Linked DNA regions of Mus musculus: region 2 is linked to region 1. The links are chromatin contacts, found by Hi-C or POLR2A ChIA-PET in ENCODE. All regions are on one chromosome and are shown on one strand. Each heading gives the region's core, a stretch centred on a gene start or an enhancer-like site at or near the end of the contact. The rest is flanking DNA. Distances are from core to core; before and after follow the strand shown.

Evidence for each region. Hi-C counts contacts between places; a loop is a spot of excess contacts on that map. ChIA-PET counts read pairs that join two places held with the same protein, here RNA polymerase II (POLR2A).
Region 2: a loop to region 1 is called in a map of heart, with 3 times the contacts of the local background. The contact joins the enhancer-like site here to the promoter of Mmp15 in region 1. A Hi-C loop is called at or near these places in 5 of 37 maps with a recorded cell type or tissue (all heart). POLR2A ChIA-PET finds 5 or more read pairs at or near these places in 3 of 5 experiments (Patski and embryonic stem cell).

The regions. Positions count from the first base shown.
Region 1 is chr8:95,349,775-95,354,656 of GRCm38, reverse strand. Mmp15 (matrix metallopeptidase 15) reads right to left here and starts at 2,361. Exons shown (of 10, transcript NM_008609.4): 1 at 1,639-2,361. The coding sequence starts at 1,788.
Region 2 is chr8:95,390,491-95,395,372 of GRCm38, reverse strand. No RefSeq gene overlaps it. Among named protein-coding and RNA genes, the nearest start is that of Mmp15, 41 kb to the right of the region's middle. Within about 2 kb of position 2,557, at least 1 of the 3 ENCODE cell types and tissues checked has a DNase peak (open chromatin) inside an H3K27ac peak, as active enhancers do; it is heart, where a contact is called at or near this core.

The DNA.
Region 1 (4,882 bases), core at 1,112-3,611:
GGTCCAATTATGACCAGTCCTACGGGATGTCTCAGAGCAGCCTGTATGCCAAAGCCAGCTCTAAGGGTTATGACATCCATCCTTCCACCCACTGTGGATTCCAACATGCAACCTTTCTGAGTCCCCTCCAGCCACAGCCTAGGCACAGCCAAAATTGTACCCCAAGAGTCAATCTTAGCCAGGGACACCATGGTTTTCTTCTGCGGTGTGTGTATGTGTATACGTGGTGGTGGTGATAGACTGTGGGCACACTTGGCTGTACTGCCTCAGTTGGAGGAGGCTCCCTAAGCCTCAGCTCCTTGGCCATCCAGGAGGCCCATTCACAACCACCAGACTCCAGCTTGGTCTGTGTAGGCCACAAATTCTCAAAGGGGAATCAGTGACTTGAAATTCTTTGGCACCTTCTCTGGTGGTAGCACCTAGGTTACAGGCAAACAATTCCTACCAGCAGGAGCTCCCCCTGAAAGCCTCTGCCCCAAGGCATTGTGAATTGGGTTGGGTTCCCTGCAACTCTCTGATCTGATGAGAGGAAGGCAAGGCAGGTGGAGGATTGGAGGTGTAAACTGGCCCCCCCCAACCCAAGTTTTTATTAAAGTAAGATGGGGGAGGGAACAGACTTCCATTGGAAAAATCTCTCTCAGGCAGACTAGAAAACTGGGCAAGCCTTCGGGGCTGGGATGGAATAGTAGGCTGTCTGCAAACCATCGCTCCAGGCAGCCCAAGGGCACCAAGGCCCCAAGCCTACACAGAAGATGCAGACCCTGGCTCATCCTCTCTCCAGATTCCACACCTAGTCTCCTTTCTCCTAGAGCTGGAAAGAATGATCATTAAAAGTTCGATGGCACCCAGCGCGCTAGGGGCATACACTGGAGGGAGAGGTACCCATAGGGACTCTGAGCAGAGACCGCGCCTGGTCACTTGCAGGACCAATCCAGAGAGCAGCCAGCATATGGACGTCAGCCCGGCTTCCAGAGAAAAGAGGCGTGGAGTCTACCCAGTTTCACCCAGGCCTGGGCGTAGGGACGCTGGTGTGAAAAGTGTTTCAGAAGATAGGGCCTGTCCTTCAGACCCTGTCCCTGGAGTGGGAATGCTTCAGCCCCAAGAAGTCACCAAAGCACCTTTGCAATCCGTCATTAGCCTGGGAGATTCACACCCATCCCCCAACCACCCTGGCTAGCCCGGCGACGCACGATGTCAGCCAAAGGAGCTTCAGCCAAAGCGCGAGCGCTGCGGGGCTCTTGCTCCGCCTAAGCTCTCACTACCCGCAGCACCCCACCCCTCGTCACTCGTAAAGCCCACATTGCGCGGATCCGGCTCTCGAGGAATCGCGCGGGCTAAATGACTGGAGGCGAGGGATAGGGGCTGCGGAAGCGGCTGCAGGGACTCAAGCTAGGGCGGGTCAGTGCCCCGAGCGGCTTTCAGGGTGCACAGCAGCTGCGAGCTCTGTGCTCCCAGGGCTTTGGGAAGAGGCGCGCAGCAGAGCTCTGACCAGGGAGTGGCAGCCTGCCAGTCCCGCTTTTTCAATCAGGCTCTCCAGCCCAGATCGGTCCTCACCCCCTAAGGCCGGGTGCGTCTCCCCCCACCTGCAGGTCCCCGCTGCGGCGGGTGTGGTTCGCACTACATCCCTCGGGTTCTTACCTCCGCGGCGTACACTTCGGCGTCTTTAGACGCTGTACCATGGCCCAGACAGTCCAGAAGCACCAGTAGCAGCGGGAGCAGCGAAGCTCGGCTGCTGAGGCAGCTGCCAGTGCAGCCTGGACGTCCGAGTGCGCTCCGGTCGCTGCCCATGCTCCTAGGCAGTCAGCCCGGTCCTGAGCGCTGCACGCGGGGCTAGCTGGCTGGCCCGCACCGCGTCCTCGCACGCGGCTGGGAAACTTGCGACGCTCCCTGGCTCCCGGCCCCGCGGGCGCGCGGCGGACCTCCGGCTCCCGGTGCCTGCCTGAGGAGCTCAGGTCCCCTCTGCCAATTCCCAAACCGGGTGAGAAGCGGGCAGGGCAGGTCGGGGCACGCGGGGACTCGCCCGCTGGAGAAGGGGACCGGCCGAGCTGCACGCCGCAGAGTCTCGCAGCGTCGGCGCGGTGCGCCCTGGCCCCGGCCCCCGAGAGCAAGCAGAACTCCAGAGCCTTTGTCTGGCTCAGCGCTCCGGCCGCCCGGTCCCGCGGCGCCCCCTGCGCGCCCTGCACTCTCTGTCCATGCCCAAGGTCCTCCGCGCTGCCCAGAGTGCGCGCTTCCCTCTGGCGACTCCACTAGCTGCCGCGCCCAATCGGGCCTGGATCCCCAGGCAGTCCCGGGAGGGGCGCAGGGAACCGGCCCGACAGAGCGACGAGCCCGCCAGCCAGCTAGCCAGCGCCCGGCGTCCCCGGCGAGTTTGGCTCCGCAGCCCTACTCCCAGTGCGCGGCGGGAGCCGCGGTTCTTAAAGGGCCAGTGTGCTCCCTGTGCGCAAAGCCAGGCGGAGGCTGGGGGCGGGACCTAACCCGAGGCTTCTCAGTAGCAGGTGCCGCCTGCGGTGACCCGGCAGGTGGGTGACCCTACTCCATTTTTCCTGATGGCAGTAAACCTCTCCTAGCCTGCTTAGCTCCTATCTCTGGGGAGCAGGAGTGACCCATGACTCGACCCTATGCTGAGGGAGGGCGCAAGGAAGGCGAGATCTCCCTTGGAGGGAGGCGAGAGGACATTCAGATCAAAGTGGGACAGAAAAAGACTTGGGTAAGGACCTGAAGTACTGCTTTAAGCTTTTAAACATGGCAATAAAACTCTGGGGGTGGGGGGAAGTTGGAGGAGCAAGTAAGATGGCTCAGCAGGTAAAGGCCCTGGCCACTATCAAATTTGTCAAGTACGGCGAAAAACTTCGATCTCCAGGACCTACTTGGTGAACCGATAGAACCTGTGCCACCGTAGCGCTCGTTAGACCCTACACACCCACGCAAGTCCCAGAGCAGAGTGTCTTAGTCTCTTTAGTAAATTTCCCCAGTGGAGAAGTCTGGGATTAGGGCGCCTCTGGGGCGCCTCTAGTGCTGAATGCAACCTAGAGCGCACGCTTACAAGGCGTGTGAGTCTGCATCCTTACTCCCTGCCCAGTGGATAAGAGCAACTGACTAGATTTTTTTCTGAGTTTCAGTGTTGGGCTGAGGGTTCCGGTTCCTAGTGTGCACACATTTCGTTTCCAAGAAAAGTCCATTCCACTATATTTGGTCTCTGTGCCCGCGAGGCCCATCGGAACTCCGGGTGGAAGGGCAAACCTTCTGGGGAAGCTGGGGCTGGATTTTAATTTTTACTCCGGCGTGGACGCTAAGGTGATCGAAGGGCCACGGCAACTTCGTCCAACCCCAGGTCAGCCCTAGTGTCCTTAACTGGGGGAATTGGTATGCCACTTGAGAACCAGGGCAGAAGGCAGCACACTTTATCACCTCCCCACAGACTAGAGAAATGGTGTTTACCTTCCCTGAGGGTGGTCTTTCCTAGAGTTGACTCTCTGGATGCCTCCGACCCCTCTCACCTCTCAGAATCAGGAGACCTGGCAAAGGACCTTATGGCTGGTTTGAACCCACTCACCGGCTGAAGGAAAATAAAGCATACCCATTGCCTGGCCTACTAACAGCTCGAGGAAAGGAGATGGGGATTTAGAGAAGAGGTAGAGGCAGTCTCTCCCCTTCCCACTGGTGGACCTCTCTGTTGGGGGTCCCTCGCCGGGAAAACCAGCTGCTGAATTTTCTAATTAGAAATTTGATTTTGGGGCTGGTGAGATGGCTCAGTGGGTAAGAGCACCCGACTGCTCTTCCGAAGGTCCAGAGTTCAAATCCCAGCAACCACATGGTGGCTCACAACCATCTGTAACAAGATCTGACTCCCTCTTCTGGAGTGTCTGACAGCTACAGTGTACTTACATATAATAAATAAATCTTTAAAAAAAAAGAAAAAAAAAGAAATTTGATTTTGACAAATGTCTAGTGTCTGGTGAAAAACAGCCCCTTTTCTGTTCAGGTGTACTGCATCTGTTTGCCAAATTTATTCCCAACTTTTTTTTTTTTTTAAACTGAGTTTATGGGGCTAACTCGGAATAAGAAAAAAGAAAACCAATCTCACTCGAGTCGGCAAGATTTGAGAGACTATGATAAGTCAAATCTGATGCCCCCCCCCCATTGCCGGTTGTTCTAGCTGTAGGAAATGGATCCCACCCCCCCGTCCCTTTCCCCTCCCCACCTCAAAAAAGTTTTTCCCAGACAGTATTTCATTGTGTAGCCTTGCTGTCTTGGACTTCACTCTATAGACCAGGCTGCTCTCTGATTCACAGAGATCCACCTGCTTCGCCTCCCAGGATTAAAGCCGAATACCACACCCAGCAGCAGTGGAAATGGATCTTTATGTGAGAGATTCTTCAGAAAACTCTGGATTTCAAACCAGGTCTCTGGGTTCCCGGCCCAGGTCGACTTCACTGGAATCTGGAGCATTTTGTTTCCCATCTAGGTTTGCTTTCTTATTTGTAAGAGGAGGACCCAGATTCAGCGCTCTTAACCTTTGAGCCATCTCTCTAGCCCCCATTACCTGATTTTTTTTCCCCTATCAGTTTTAGAAGTATGTAGCTATGTGGTACACTCCCATTAGCTTTGCTGTCAGTAGCCCCTAGGATGAAAGGGTCATGGGAGAATAGGTGGCCTGTTTTTCAGACTTGGAGGCAGCTCAAAGGGACGGGAATGGGTTGGAGAGATGGCTCAGTGGTTAAGAGCATTTACCTATTCTTCAGAGGATGCAAGTTTGGTTCCAAGCACCCACATCAGGTAGGTCAGAATTACCCATGACTCTGGCTCTGGAAGAACATGACCCCCTCTTCTAGCCTCCACACATACCTGTGTAGATATGCACACCCCAAACCCATCCCTGATG
Region 2 (4,882 bases), core at 1,308-3,807, 41 kb before region 1:
TGTGCTAGTGAGCAAGGCAGGCAGGGCAGGGGCTCTTCAATGAAGCTGAACGTTGAGGTCAGCGTGCGCCCATGCCCAGGTGGGTCCTTACCACTTCCTCTGTTCCAGGAAAATCAGGCAAAAGCCACTGGAGAAGAGGGGTGGAGGGCAGGAGCTGCCTGGGTATTTCCAGGGAAAATCTGATTGTTTTCATGGAACAGGCAGCTAACTGCTGTCCCTCCTGCCCGCACACCCACTCCTCATCACCTTATCTTCACCTCAGCTTTCCTCTCTTCTTCCCTCTCCTGTTAACATCGGGACAAACGCTGGTCTCCCTGTAGCAAGCACCCTATCCTGAGCACTGGGCCCTGGGTGCCAGCAGTTTGGGGCAGGCATGCAAGTATGTTCAGGAGTGTGCAGAAGTATCATGCATATGTGAGTGTAAGACTGTGTGTACATGCATCATGTATATAAATGTGTCATATGATGCGAACAAACATGATAGAGATGTGAACATGCAATCACTGTGTGTGTGTGTGTGTGTGTGTGTGTGTGTGTGTGTGTGTGTGTATGTATGTAAGAGATGGCTGAATCTCCCGAATGCCTGGGACTTGGTAAGTATGCGCCACCACACAAGCTTGCAGCCTGGCTTTTCATCTGTGTATGAGGACAGCGCTTGCCTGTTTCTTAAAGGCTGGTGCTCATGTTCAAGCCAGGCAGGAAGGGTTGGCAATGGCCCTAGGTCCAGGAGATGTGCTACACTCTCAGCAGGGGCTGTTATTGTCCCCTAAGAGGAGACTGAGGCTCCAGAATGTCAACTGCCCCACATCTGTCCATGGCGAACCTGAGGTGAGACCCCAGGTCTAATTGATTTATAACAGAGCCGTGGGGATCTCTGTATTATCTTTGTGTGACCCTGTTCTTGCTGCTCCATGGCCTCTGCTGCTGGCCCTAGGGTAGTCTTCATCTTGACCATCAAAGGCCTAGGTCATTCAGACACCAGGCAAGTGTTTATATATGTGAGGAAGACGGAAGAAAGTAGAGATAGGCTGGAGACGGGCCACATCCGTTTGACCAAGCTTTGATGGAGGTGATCATGCCACACAGAGATAGTACAGAGGCAGCACAGAACCCCTTTCCTCCAGGACTCTGAGCCAGCAACTCCTGGCTCTTGGGGAACAGCCCCTCTGAACCTATGAGAGCTATGGTCCTTTCTTAACTGGGCATGTTTTGCACTTTGTGCCCACCCAAAACATCCCCATAGACATCTGTCTAGACTTTTGTCATTTCTTTGGGGAGCCTGAGGTCCCAGCACATGGCTTAAAATTGCAAAAAAATATATAGGAAATATATATAGGTAAGGCTGGGATTCCACCTTTCTGCCTGTGTGTCCAGGCATAGACTCTGTTAGCCAAACACCTTCTCTTCCTCTCTCTTTCTCACCAGCCTGAAAACTCACCCCCACAGTGAACCCTCAGAAAGGGCTCATCTGCGTGGGGACACTGGAACTTCTGAACTTTTCTGTTCTCCTTAGTCCATCTTTAGTTTTGATCACCTCCATCAAAGCTTGGTCAAAGGGATGTGGCCCATCTCCAGCCTGTCTCTACTTTCTTCCTTCTTCCTCCCTTATATAAACACTTGCCTGGTGTCTGAATGACCTAGGCCTTTAATGTTCAAGCTACTTACCCTAGGCTACCTAGGCCCAGCAGCAGAGGCCATGGAGCAGCAAGAAGAGGGCCCCTTCTTCAAGGTCACCTTTCCCAGTCCATCCCACTCCACACTCTCATTCTCCAGAGGATTTCCATCCTCTCCACATGGGATTCTCCCTGTCCACCCTTCTGCCATCCACCTACCTGTTTAGAGTGCACATTGAGGGATGAAGGAGTTGGATACAAAGACCTGCATATGTTGATGGTTGTTTATTCACTTTTTCAGCTCTGGGGTAAATACATTGGAATCTTTGTTCTGCCACATTTGGGTTTTTTGTTTGTTTGTTTGTTTTTTTTGTTTATTACCTTGAGCACAAGCCACACTTTCTGTGATTTCTGCCTCTTGGAACAGTGGTTTTTCCATGTCCCCTAGGCATGTCCTTAGAATGTCAAAAGCAAAGCTCCTGGGGCAGGGAAAGACAGGTATGTCTGAGGAAGTGAGTGGGCTTGGTAAAGGAGGTAGAAGACAAGAAGAGGAAGGAAGTTGCCAAAGTAGAATGCCTGTCAAGATGCCTTGAGCCAAGGGTTGGGCATTCGTGACTGTCTTGCACATGTGGTCTCTGATACACTGCTGTATTCCCTCACAAAATCATCAAATGCCACACCCTGGCTGGCTGTGCAATATACCATGTCAAATATATAATGTATAATGTTGCATGTAAAATACGTTAAAACCCACTTATTGTCTCTTCTTTGGGCCAAGCCCAGGCTGGACCTGTCCCGAGCCTCCATCAGTCGGGGCCGGTACAGTAGAGCTCCCCAGGAAAGGAACTATTGTGGCCCATAAATAGGTTAGGCGGTCAGGAAACGGGAAATCCTGAAACACAATGAGGCCCAGTGCACAGGGGCTTCCTTTAGGCACAGGACTGGCTTGGGGATGCAATTGGGGCCAAGTGCCTCTCTCCCTGAAGTAAGACTCCCTGATTGCTGGCCACAGACACTGACTGCTCTTACCACAGCCTTCAGGGACATTCAAGACTCAACCTCACCCCAGGGGTAGCTCAGGACAGTCCATGCAGAGCTGAGACAGTCAGCAGAACAGCAAGGGGACAGTGGGCACCTCCCAGCTGAGCTCTGGCAACTGGCCACAACAGGAGGTGATGGAGCAGCCGGGCCTGTCCCGGGAACAGGTTCTTTCTATAACCCCTGAGTACCTCTGCCAGGCCCTGTCACCACACTAACCTGCACACCTTCAGCATTCTCATCCTAGGCTACCCAAAGGATGCAGGAAGAGCAGGCTGCACATGTACCACGACAGTGGACACAGGGAACCGGGAACTCTGAAAATGCATGTTCCAGAAAAAAATCATAAGGCAGATAGCACAACTCAGTGTCCTATAGGACCTCAGCATCGCACACACGGGCAGGCAAGATGGCTCAGTGGATAAAGGTGTCTACTTACTGTCAAATCCAACAAACTGAGTGCGGGTTCCAGGAACCACATAGAGAAAAGAAAGAACCAACTCCCACAAGTTGTCCACTGACTTCCACATGCATGCTATGGTGTGTGTGTGTGTGTGTGTGTGCACACGCTTGCAAGCACCTGTGCATACCCATATGTTCATTTAGTGCACACACATTAAATGAATTGGTAAATAAATCTAAAAATGCCCACAAACATATATGTATGCCAGTGTAAACTGGAAGCACAGAAAAAGTCAGATGGTCCACAAAACATCAGGACATCAGGGCTGCTAGGGACTTCTCTGTGTGTATGCTTTCTATTTTTTCTACAGCAATCTTTGTAATCTTAAACAAACAGGGCACGGAACACCACATCCTATAGTAGAAGATATTTTATATCTTTAGCATGAGCTTTTAAATGGGTGGGGAAATGGAAGGAGAGTCGTCAGTTGGGAAAACAGGATACAGAGCTGTATACGTCAAATGTAAAGGATGAGACCGTGAGAAGAGGATGGGAAGGAAAGGCTGATGTCATAAAGGCCCTGACACCTACAGGACAGTCCCCCTTCCGGTATACCAGGCAGCCTCAGTTCTTCTGGCAATTCCATGCATGTCAGAGAGAATCTTATTGTCGTTGCTACACCCTTGATTGAGCCTTCTTACATCACCAGGTAATGTAGAAAGAACAGGCATAAACATCGTCTGGCTGAAAGGTTTCCGGAGACTTCCTTTAACAAGTATGTGTTATCATGTTTGTATTCCTTTCAAAGCTCGGTCTCACCTCCAAACTCGGCAGAGCATGAACTAGAGTTCAGCACGGCTCCCTGGTTCCTTCTCATCCCCTTCCTGAGTAAATTTTGCATAGGGTGAATGTGGTCTTAAGTGTATCAATGATTGATTAGACAAATGCTACCATGCTACAGAGCATGAACGTCAGGAAATTACCCAGTGGAAACATGGCACGTGAGATCATATAGTGTGCCGTGTTTGTGTCCGGCCCATTCATTCACCACAGTATCTTTTCCATTTGCCCACGCCATTGCATGGTCCACTGGGTTTCTTTTCTTTTTTATTTGGTTTTTCAAGACAGGTTTTTTTCCATGTGACCCTGGCTGTTCTGGACCTTGCTGGATCAGGTTCCAGGTTGACCTCAACTCAGAGATCTGCCTGCCTCTACCTCCTGAGTGCTGGGATTAAAGGCAAATGCCACCAATGCCTGGCTAGTCTGCTGGTTTTCATTGTTGAATATTAGCCTAGAGCTGCCTATGGCTTTGTTCTGAATAACATCTGCACAAATCTCCCTGAGAATGGAGCCAGCCTCTCCTCATAGCTGTCAAACACTTGTGCTTTTTTGGCTTATCTAATTTGTTTCTCCTTTTCCTGTTAATTTTGTAGAAACTCTTTGATTATTGAAGTTGGATGCTGTCTCTCTCTCTCTCTCTCTCTCTCTCTCTCTCTCTCTTACACACACACAGAGACATAGAGAGAGACAGAGAGACAGAAGACAGACAGGAAGAGACATAGACAGACAAGAGAGGCAGACAGAAAAAGAGAGAGACAGACAGGCAGATAGGGAGAGACAGACAGACAGACAGACAGAAGAAGAGAGACAAAGACAGACAGGTAGAGAGAGACAGACAGGGAGACACAGACAGACAGAGACAGACAGACAGGGAGACACAGACAGACTGGAAGTAAGGGAGGGAGAGAGAGCAGAAACAGACAGAGAGGGAGGAGGGAGGAGAGAGAGAGAACACCCGTTGTTGGTTTAGGAAGAGGCGTAGAAGACT